Linked DNA regions of Homo sapiens: regions 1 and 3 are each linked to region 2. A link is a contact called in ENCODE Hi-C or POLR2A ChIA-PET data. All regions are on one chromosome and are shown on one strand. The core of a region is the stretch at or near the end of the contact, and the rest is flanking DNA. Distances in the headings are between cores, read along the strand shown.

Evidence for each region. A loop is a pair of places that touch in the nucleus more often than their neighbours do. ChIA-PET counts read pairs that join two places held with the same protein, here RNA polymerase II (POLR2A). Pooled maps may share reads with other maps.
Region 1: a map of tibial artery shows a loop between it and region 2 (2.8-fold over the local background). The contact joins two enhancer-like sites. A Hi-C loop is called at or near these places in 1 of 168 maps with a recorded cell type or tissue (tibial artery). POLR2A ChIA-PET finds 5 or more read pairs at or near these places in 1 of 52 experiments (A549).
Region 3: a loop to region 2 is called in a map of ascending aorta, with 11 times the contacts of the local background. The contact joins two enhancer-like sites. A Hi-C loop is called at or near these places in 2 of 168 maps with a recorded cell type or tissue (ascending aorta and sigmoid colon) and 8 of 50 pooled maps. POLR2A ChIA-PET finds 5 or more read pairs at or near these places in 2 of 52 experiments (A549 and AG04450).

Annotation. Positions count from the first base shown.
Region 1 is chr9:115,614,677-115,618,202 of GRCh38, reverse strand. All of the region lies in intron 2 of LOC105376235 (a long non-coding RNA gene), which reads right to left. Among named protein-coding and RNA genes, the nearest start is that of LINC00474, 310 kb to the left of the region's middle. Within about 2 kb of position 2,227, at least 5 of the 41 ENCODE cell types and tissues checked have a DNase peak (open chromatin) inside an H3K27ac peak, as active enhancers do.
Region 2 is chr9:115,943,355-115,946,609 of GRCh38, reverse strand. All of the region lies in intron 1 of LOC124902258 (a long non-coding RNA gene), which reads right to left. Among named protein-coding and RNA genes, the nearest start is that of LINC00474, 20 kb to the right of the region's middle. RefSeq lists an enhancer at 1,669-2,868. Within about 2 kb of position 1,874, at least 18 of the 41 ENCODE cell types and tissues checked have a DNase peak (open chromatin) inside an H3K27ac peak, as active enhancers do.
Region 3 is chr9:115,648,586-115,652,130 of GRCh38, reverse strand. The region is part of intron 2 of LOC105376235 (a long non-coding RNA gene); the gene reads right to left. Among named protein-coding and RNA genes, the nearest start is that of LINC00474, 270 kb to the left of the region's middle. Within about 2 kb of position 1,875, at least 5 of the 41 ENCODE cell types and tissues checked have a DNase peak (open chromatin) inside an H3K27ac peak, as active enhancers do.

The DNA of each region.
Region 1 (3,526 bases), core at 978-3,477, 330 kb after region 2:
TTAGGTTTCTGAATTTTCAAAAAAAAAAAAAAAAAATAGATCAGGACCAGCCTGGCCGACATGGTGAAACTCCATCTCTACTAAAAATACAAAAATTAGCCAGGCGTGGCAGCACACACCTGTAATCCTAGGTATTTAGGAGGCTGAGGCAGGAGAATTTCTTGAACCTAGGAGACGTAGGTTGCAGTGAGCCAAGATCATGCCACTGCGCTCCAGCCTGGGAGACAGAGCAAGATTCTGTCTCAAAAAAAAAAAAATACAGATGGGGTCTTGCTATGTTGCCCAGGCTGGTCTTGAACTCCTGAGCTCAACCGATCCTCTTGCCTTGGCCTCCCAAAGTGCTGGGATTATGGGTGTGAGCCACTGTGCCTGGCTAGGCTTCCGGTTTTGAATGAATGAGACTTTTCAGTGACCCAACCAGTGCAGCTCTGTGGAAAAAAAAAAAATCCAACGAAATAAAAGAGGAAGCTACAATCATTGTTATGGAAGGACAGGGTGAAGGGACAGACCCTGTAAGAGAGGCAGAGAGGGCACTGAAAATGAATATTATCCACAGAAATGAGCGTTGACCACAAAAGTCCTTCTAGATTATATGTCAACATGGAAAATAAATGGAAAAGAAAGGGCCAGCTCCTGTCCAGTCCACAGAGCTTCTATAATGAACCACACTGATACTTGGTGCCCCTAAAGGCTCACATAGCCCATAAAATTTAACTATAGAAACTGGGATATCCACCCTTGTTTTGTTGATAACTCACTGTATAACCTTGGAGCATGTCACTTTCCTGCTCTGTCCTTTTATTTTCTCCTTTGTAAAAGGAAGAGATTGGGCTAAATTAGTAGTAAGATTTTCCTTATAACCTCAATGTTCTTTCTTGATATGTGTTATAGCCTCCAAATGCCCAGTATTTACTTCTGCAGGATCTGCACAACCAATCTTTAGATGTATTTCAACTAATCTTTAGATGTATTTCAACTAACACTAAGACAGGGAGTAATTTCTTCTTCAGAGCCTAATGGGCCTCTCAGTAGGATCAAATGCACAGCACTGCTATCCATCCTTGATGAGAGGTCTTATGTAGAGATCTAATTTTACTCCTGTTTACAATTTTACAGCAACACGCTTCATAGGCAGGTACTAGGAGCTTGAGCCAGCAACCGATAAATTTAAGCCAGTCCTTCTACCCCACCATGGCCTGAACACATGCATGGAGTCATCCTGCTGCCCCCTCTCTCCCTTTCTTCTTTCCTTCCTTCCTTCCTTCCTTCCTTCCTTCCTTCCTTCCTTCCTTCCTTCCTTCCTCCCTCCCTTCCTTCCTTCCTCCCTTCCTTCCTTCCTTCCTTGAAGGAGGAGAATATGAATGTAATGGAAATGAATGGCCATTCAGCATTGGTGCTGCAGAAATTGGTGAAATGAAAACATATTATTGGTTTCCTTGAAAATGCAGTCAAATTTCCAGGCTCCTCAAAAGCTTATTGAGATACTAACTACTTCTGAATCCAGAGTAAATGCAATTCATTTTACTGGCTTTGTAACCTTGGGTATCTGCAGAGTTGTTAGAACAGCTGACAGAGCAACAAACGGCCAAATTCACAGATCTGGATTCCAGTTCTACAGCTTTCTTACCGAGTAGCTTTAGGCAATATTATTTCACCCTTCAGCCTCAGTTTTATTCTTAAGGAAATGGGAAACGTCTTTACAACAATAATTTGATTAGATTCATTGCATCTGTACCAATAGCACTATTCTTGTACATGACCCTTGGCTCAGAGTAGCTCTTTAGAACTTAGGGTTTGCAAATATAATCAGAGGAAAGAAACTGGATAGAGAGTAGAAGAGATTACAAAAATGAAAACAAAAACAAATATGAAGATATGGAGCAACTGGTACTTGCCAAGAATTTGCTAGGTACTTTCATAGATATTTTATTTGCTTAAAAAAGGGAGCCTAATGACTGAGACATTGCTGTCTTATTTTCTGTACAGATAGATTCCCCTCACTCTCCCACCAAAAGAAAGCCTAAGTCATCTAGGTCAGATTCATATGTACTATTGTTTTTTGTCTCAGTAGCTAGGTGCGAGACTCTTCTGGAATTTGCCTGGGGGTAATAACCATAACCCCCAACACCACTATCACTCTAACATTTTGTGAGGTTGCTTACTTTCTTCTGCATACTCATAACATTCTGATGAGAAGGAGGTGACTCAGCCATAGACTAAGAGGTGAATAAGCATCACCAGCCTCATTCAATTATGGGGCCAGAGGGAAAGGCAGTGTCTGCAAAAGTCACAACAGATTTTTGAAACAGTTTCTCTTCCAGCCTCTGCAAAACCTGCTCATTCAATTCCTTTTCTGTTGATGACTTTGGCTTCTGAGACAGGGCCTTTCTCTGGCGGCCCAGAGCTCTGACAATCCCCCAAATGTCAGGGGCTTGGAGAGCTCTTTGGGGTAAGGTATCCAAAAGGACAAGGCTCCCAAGCCTCAGAATCTTTGCTGAGCTCTGGAGTTTCCAAAGCTCCAGTCTCTTTCGGAGACACTGAGTTGCAAATGTGAATTGTTGGAACTCCTAATCCACAGCCTCTTGGGTGTTCTAACAGCTTGGGCTCCTTTTCTGCCTTGTGATTAATTACAATCAGCAAGCCAGGTTTCATGGGACCCCACTTCTACAGCAGCCACAGTCAACTTAACTTAGACATTTGGAGCAAAAACCCAGCTCAGACTGAGTGTCCTTCACTAGTCTACTACAAAAGGAAGACTTATGGCAGGAAAAAGCATTCTCATCCCTTTCTCTCTTCAATTCAGGGTAGATGAGGAGACATGTGTTAAGGCAGAAAACGTGATGGACAGGACCATCTGGTCTAGGTCGTAGTTGCAATCCTAGCCTTGACCTCTACTATCTATGTAATGCTGGTCAGCTGACTTCTCTAAGCTCTTGTAATCCTCATGGGGTTAGCAGGAGGGGGCCATGCTCTATCACATAATGAACAGGAGGCAACATACATGATAAAGTATCCTTGGCTTCTTCTTTTCCAAGGCTGTATACAATATCACATAATGTAGGCAGTGGTTAGTTGATCACAGGGCTGCGTGTCTGACATTCCCACTGGGACTGGGTACTTTCCTCCACATGTATTTATTACTCATCTCTATGTCTTGCTTTAACTATTACCTCTGCCTGGAAGGTCCTTCATCCAAACACAGACCTTCAATTCTTTCACCTGAGGCACCAATGCCACTGGGAATCATTTCTCCTCTGTAATCCAAAAGCATCCTCTACCTATCCCAGTCATGACAGTCACCACTTACCATATCAGTTTATCATTATCTCTTTATCTCCCTGGCATAGAGGAAATGCTTAGTTAATGCTTGTTTACTTAAATAAATAACTCATGTCAGGAATAGATCACATTCTTCATAATCATAAAAATAGCAAACTTGAGTAGCCCTCCAGCACTTACAAAGAATATATATATATAGAATGGGGTTAATACTACAGCTTTGAGTTGCTATATAGCAATTCTTAAA
Region 2 (3,255 bases), core at 625-3,124:
TGGATACCATGTGGAATTCTGTGGCAGCATTGGAATCCCACTGGATATATGGAGGTCTGGCAGAGAGCAAACTGTGGTTGAATTTGGGCACAAGAGGGTGAGGGTGGAAATGGGAAAAATTGAGCAGGAGTCATTATGTCTGGGGATGAAATGGAAGGTCTGAACAGGAAAAATAGCAGCTGAATAGCAGACTGGCTGTTAGGATTGAAAAATCAGGTGTGAAAATCAACTACAATAGTAATAATAATGATAATATTAATGAATTTACAATATTAAAAGTAGACTGTCCCATGGTTTGTTGTTAATTTATCAATTTCTGAGTATTTTCTTACTAAGAAATATTAATTTCTTAGTATTTTCTGAGATTTACAAATCTTCATTGCAGATATGAAACCTAAAATTCATTTTGGAAAAGAACAAAATGGATCATAAAGTAGATTAAATTCTAATTAATGACATTCATACTGGAGAATTGGGTGAAATGTAGTGATGCCTTCCAACTTAGTTTTAAACATGTCACAAATAAGATAGATTGATGGAGAGAGAGGGGGGAGATCTAGAGAGAGGTATGTGATAAGACAATTATATTAATAGTGAAAGGTTAGTTACAGAATCTGAGTGGTAGGTATATGTATGTTTACTATAAAAATACTTAAACTATACTGTTTATTTGAAAATTTTTATAATAAAATCCTGAGAAAAAATAAATTATAGAGAAATTGATTCAGATCTCTTAAAAATAACCATATTGGAGCCTACAATGATTAGATCAAAATACTAGTTTTTTAGGTAGAATTTTCCAGCATAGTAATAAATCTTCATATTTATGCAAGGTTTTATTGTCCACCAAGTACAAAGTGTGATGATTGAGGGAAAAGACTCTGGAGCCAGACTAGCTGATTTCTGATTACTATCTATGAATAAACCATTTAACTTCTTGGTCTCTTAATTCCTTTGTTAGTCGAATCTGTGTAATAATTCTCCTAGGGTAGTTGTGAAGAGTAAATAAATCAGTAAATGTAAAATGCTTAGAAAGTGCTAAGAAGCAAATAAGCTCTATATTAATGCCATCTATTATAATTGTAATAATAATTGTTATGCCTTCCTCATTAGTTCTTAGGACAGAAATGGTTACTCTGCTTTTCAGCTGAAGTAACTGAGGTCTAGAGAAATATCTCTTGCCCAAAGCCATATGGTTTCATTTTAGGTGATACTGGGTCTAAAGTTAAGTCTTCATTGCCTCTTTCAAATATGCTTCTCCTTGTGTTCCAACTCCCATTGCAATGTCCAATCAAATTGAGGTGCAAAGAAATGCTAAGTGCCTGGCTGGGTGCCTGGCACATGGTAGGCACTTAAAAAGTAGGTGAATGATAAAAGTTCATTTATAGCACTTACTGTGTGTGTTACCCTGCTAATCACTATACATTATCTCAAAGAATCCTTGTAAAAGCTCTAAGAGTTTTGTTTTACTGCCCTGACTTTCCAGATGAGAGCAGAGGCTTTAGAAAGGGTATGTTGCCCAAGATCCCACAGCTAGCAAGTCTGAACCACAGATCCATCTGGTTCCAAAGCCCATGCATTTTTAACAACCCTGCAACACTTTCATGAATGAAGGGAGGCTGCTTCAAAGCTTAGCCGAATGGTAGAAATTAGGGGACATGAGCCATTTTACCCTTAATCCACAGTGCCTTCCCCTAAGTCCTTCTCATCATAGATGCATTGTATTACTAGCAAATGTGAATGTTTTGATGAATTAGGCAAAACACTCCAACTGCCTGTACATTGCAACATCTTCCCTTCAAAGGCCAGGGAATGTAGACTGTACGTTCTTTGTCCAGCTTGTCTGAATGCGTCAACGCTGTCTGGGAGGCACAGAGGTGGATGCTTTCCTAGCAGGGGTGAGGCCCCTCCTGAATGTCCAGCTCCCGTATTTGTAACATTGCCATGTGCTGCCACTGGGCCAAGGAATGAAGGGGCCTATGGTCCCAGCCTCCTCAGATTACGCAAGCCAAGAAAAATGTGCAAATCGCATGAGAAAAGCAGGCAGTCCCCAAACATCTTTATTTGTTCATTTCTGTGCCCTGATGCTTTGATTGCAGCCCTGCACTTAGAAATTTCAAGATAAGTATCAGCAGCTGGACACTGGGTAAATCAGAGGCACAGATTCCGTGTAAATACTGAAGTTTCGAAAGCACAAACTTATGTCCAATAGCTTGGAGCACAGGACCCAGTGGAAAGTGGGGGAGTGGTGTTCTGGCTTTGGCAGAGTCAACCTTCTGAGAAACTCATGGACATGTCTGTGCATGCCTGAACTTGTCTGACAAAGCCAAGCAGAGATTTCAGGATTGGCCAGATTCAGACACAAGCGGCCTGCTTGCTCGGAACCAAAATGGAACAGTCAGAGGAAGTGCAGGATTAGAAAGAAGAAACAAAAGATTACAGTCTGAAATCTGTTAACAGCAGAGGTTGCATGGTGAATGACCATGCTGATGACAATAAACTAAGCTGTCATCTATTGAATGGCTCACTGACAAGATCCCATATTAGGCTTTTTGTGTCCATTCACATAGTTAATTCTCCTAACAATCCTCAAGTTTTGATGGACTTTACCAGATTTTATAAATTTTAAAAAAAGAATAAAAAGGAAAGAAAGGGAGATGGAATGGTAAAACCACTATCTCAAAGTCAGGAACTAGCCAGTAAGAGGAAACAGGTTAGCAACACATGCTTGTCAGAGCCAAGGACCAATTTGTATCTTAAACTGCCCCCATGATCAATGAACATGAATTTAAACAAATGATAATCCCAGAACCTAAATCTGCCTCCCTGCAGTTAGAATAAATAATAACCATTGTGTGCCATTTTACAGTTCTCAAAGGGGTTATGTAATCTACATATACTGGAGACAGAAAAGAGAAAACTGTCCAGTTGGGTTTTGCTCCTAGGACAATAACAGTTCATATACTAGTTGTAAATAGTAAACACACCATTTTTTTTTTCTTCCTGACAGAAGGGGGATTTTGTCTGAGAAGAGAAAAAAAAAATGAGAGAGAGACAGCAGCTTTCTATTCAGAGACTAAATTAATGGGTAGGGCTGATCTCTTGGCATAATATGAGCTGTGAGGAGAGAGTTTGCTGATGAGATCTGTCAAGAACATAACAAGAAGATAGACTGGAAGAGTCTGGACCACACTGGGTGTGACAGCAGCCTCATCAGCTCAGCTAAGAGTAGATATATTGGTAAGAAAAATTAGA
Region 3 (3,545 bases), core at 626-3,125, 290 kb after region 2:
TGATATGTTTTCTAGATTGACATTATGGGAGACTTTCCATATAAGTAAGGTTAAAATATTCAAAATTATAGATGACCATGTCTATGGGTCTCAAGCATAATTGCATTTCAAAGTCACCTGATAGCTTAACAGAGAGCAAAAAAATAAAAAAAATAATAATCCAGGCCTCTCTCTTCAGAGCAGAGGCTCATGCCCTATATATATATCATCTGAAGGGTATGTGTATGAACCAAGGTAAGTCATATTACAATCACCATATTAGAATCACACACATGTTCATATATTCTTCTGGTGATTCTAATATGTTTCTAAAGCTGAGAACTATGGCTCTAAATGTGAAGTGAGTTCAAATAAAGGAGAGATAACAGTGGCTAATAGTAGTTCTCTGAAGATGTAGGGTGACATCCTAGCCAATCATCCTCAGACTCTCTGCCATCTATGAGGAAATTCTAGTTTGCTTAGCCTGGAATTCAAAACTTTTTATGTTCTGTTTCTTGAGAACATTTCCTGCTTTCTGTTCAATTAATCACTCTTGTAAAACCTAGCTTTAGCCAAATTTGATTCCTTACTTTCCTCCAGCTATACCCAGAGCTCTACATCTTTTGTAGTTTTTCTAGTGTTGTTTCCTATGTCTGATTTTGTCTGTTAAATGTATACCCTTCTTCCACAGCAAGATTCAAATGTTAGATCCTTCATGAAACCATCCCTGATGGTATCATCTAATGAGCTGCTCTCCTTCCTCTGTTGTCCTATTACTTTTTGGATATTTTATTGACTAGGATGTTATTGACTGCCTTTAGAATTCCTTGTCTCAAATTACTTCAATAATAAAGACAATGTATTATCTCACAAGTCTGGAGGTGAAATGACTGCAAGGCCAATTAATTTAACAGCTCAACAATGTCATAAAAGACTCACATTCTTTCTACCTTCCCCATCTTCTAACCTAGCTTTAGTTCCCTTGGTAAATCTAAAACAGCCACCCAGTTACAAGTGTCTCCTACTGATATAAAAATGTCCAGTGGGTGATGGAAGCTTTTGTTGGTTTCTTTTGAAGAACATGAAAACCTTTCCAAGAATCTGCCTATCAGACCTCCCTACATGTTTCATTGACCAAAATTATGTTACATGCTCATTCCTAAACCATTCATTGGCAAGGAGAATGCAATTTCCATGACTGGGCTCATTGAAATACATGTTTAATGGGAGGATTTTCTAAACAAATGACAGTGCTCTTAGCAAGAAGTGGTGGTAATTGGTGAACAGTTGGCTAAGCTGCTAACTCCTTTCCTCAAGCAAGTATACTCTTTCCATTTATATGATAGTTGTCTATTCCTGTGTTTTGTTTTGTTTTTTATTAAACTCAAGTCTCCTTGAAGACAGATTTTTGCTTTATGATTAAAGGCATCAGCTTTGAAGCCAGGACACACCAGTATTGAAATTAGGGTGACAAACTCATCCCAATTTTCCCAGGATTTTCCCAACGTTAGCACACAAATTCCCACATCCATAGAAAGTTCTTAGTCCTGGGAAAAGAAGAATATTTGGTCACCCTAGTTGAAATCTCATCTCTGCCATATACTGACCACATAAGTTGGGATTCCAGTCATTAGATTTCCCAGTGTTTCATTCAAGACCTGCTTCTTGAATGTCCATAATGTGCCAGACACTGTTTTCAGAAAGCTCTCCTTGTTTTTCTGATCACTCTAGCACTAGCTGTTTGATTTCCCGCAATCGTGCTAAAGCTTCCCCTGGACTGCCTTCTGCGTGACCCCCTCTCTGCACCCCATCACTCAGAGATGATGTCAGAGGAAGCCTGGCCGCCTGACGAATGGGGCTTGGGAAATCCCCAGGAGTTTTCAGACACTGTTTCTGGCCTGAAAAACAAAACACTCGTGAAACAGCCAAGGGTCCCAATCTGCTCAGGGAACATGTTGTCCTCTCCTGTTTGCAGGGCCATTTCTTGGACAAGCAGCAGCTCTGTTTGCTGGACTTTTGGCCCCATGCAGTCACTGTGAGGCAAGGCACATCTCACACAAACGGGCCAGTGAAATGAGGTAATTGCGGCTTTCGATGAATGCTATTTCTGTCTCATGGGCTATGCTGGCTGGGATATGAAGAACAAGAGTTAGTGTATCTGACACATTATGGCTTTCTCCACAAAGTGGAAATAGATAACGCAGGAATGGGAAAGTCCCTCTCTGTTTTCTTCTCCTAATGATGAGTGAATATTCCATGCACATGCTATTTTCAGGCAAGACCTGCACCATGTTGGAAAGTCTTTACAATTGCCAGAACATTCCCGTTTGGGCACAAAAAATGACCTTTCAACATGATTTAATACAACTATATGGAACATAATCTATGTGTCGAGCGTGTTATACACGTCATCTATTTTCCTCTTCACAAGGACCCTCAGAAATAATTAGTTTTCCTACTGTAGAAACTAGTAAATATGACTCAAAGTGGTGAAACTCCAGGACACAGAACTAACATGTATGTGCAAGGCCAGGGTGGGTACCAAAATATCTTCTCTCCATAAGCTAAAGCCATTTACTGCACCAGTGCATATTTTAGTCATTTAAATTAGATTATTTTCCCTTGAAGTATATTTTATTCTGTCATATTACTTCAAAATGGGAACTATAACATAATTTCTTTTTAACCCAGAGTTGTCACTCTTCACAGTGACATTCTGGACCAGAATATAGTGACAATTTCGCTGAATTTAACAAACTTTGAATTTTCTCACACTGACTGTTTCTGTTTGTTTGAATTCCATGTTTTGTTTTGTTTTTGTTCTTTTGTGTCCGCTCTCATTTAATTTTCCAATACTCACTGACATTGTCCACAGGCCTACCTCTTGGATTCCCTCATCACTATGACTTATTAAATTTATAGTTTTTAATGTGTCAACTAGATAACCAGGTATCATCATTAAGTTATCATATAAAAAAAGAGTAAATGAGCTCTACTCTGGAACTTAAGGGGCTATTTCATGACTAAAATTTAAAACTTGGTTTAGTAGGCACATTTAGTTATCCATAGGAAGAAGCCTTGGGTTGAAAATATTTGGTAAATAGCAGGCTTTTTGGAATTAGAGTTCTAGTGCTAGTCCATCATATTCTAACTCATAGACCTTGGCATCCATTTAACCTTTCCAAGTCTCAGTTTTTCTACCAGAAAAATTGGAAACATGCATAATATGCACGCTATCTTTGCAAATGTTAGGCACATCATGTATGAGAAAAACTGTTTACAAAGTGCCTGGTGCCTAGCAAGCTTCATAAATGCGAGCTATGTATTATTATTGGGGGTTATTTTATATCCTCTCATTTCACTGCCTACTCATAGGTCACAGGCTGTGCTGGAAATAGTAATCTCCAAATAAGTGAGATATCTTTGTGTTTATAAATGTGTCTACAGGTTCATAGTGCCATTTCCATGAAGACTGCCCAAGCATGTTTTTGTCTAGAAAGTGGTAGATAGACTGTAACTGTGCCATTAATTACTTACTGGGTAATCAAATGACCTGCGCTCAAGTT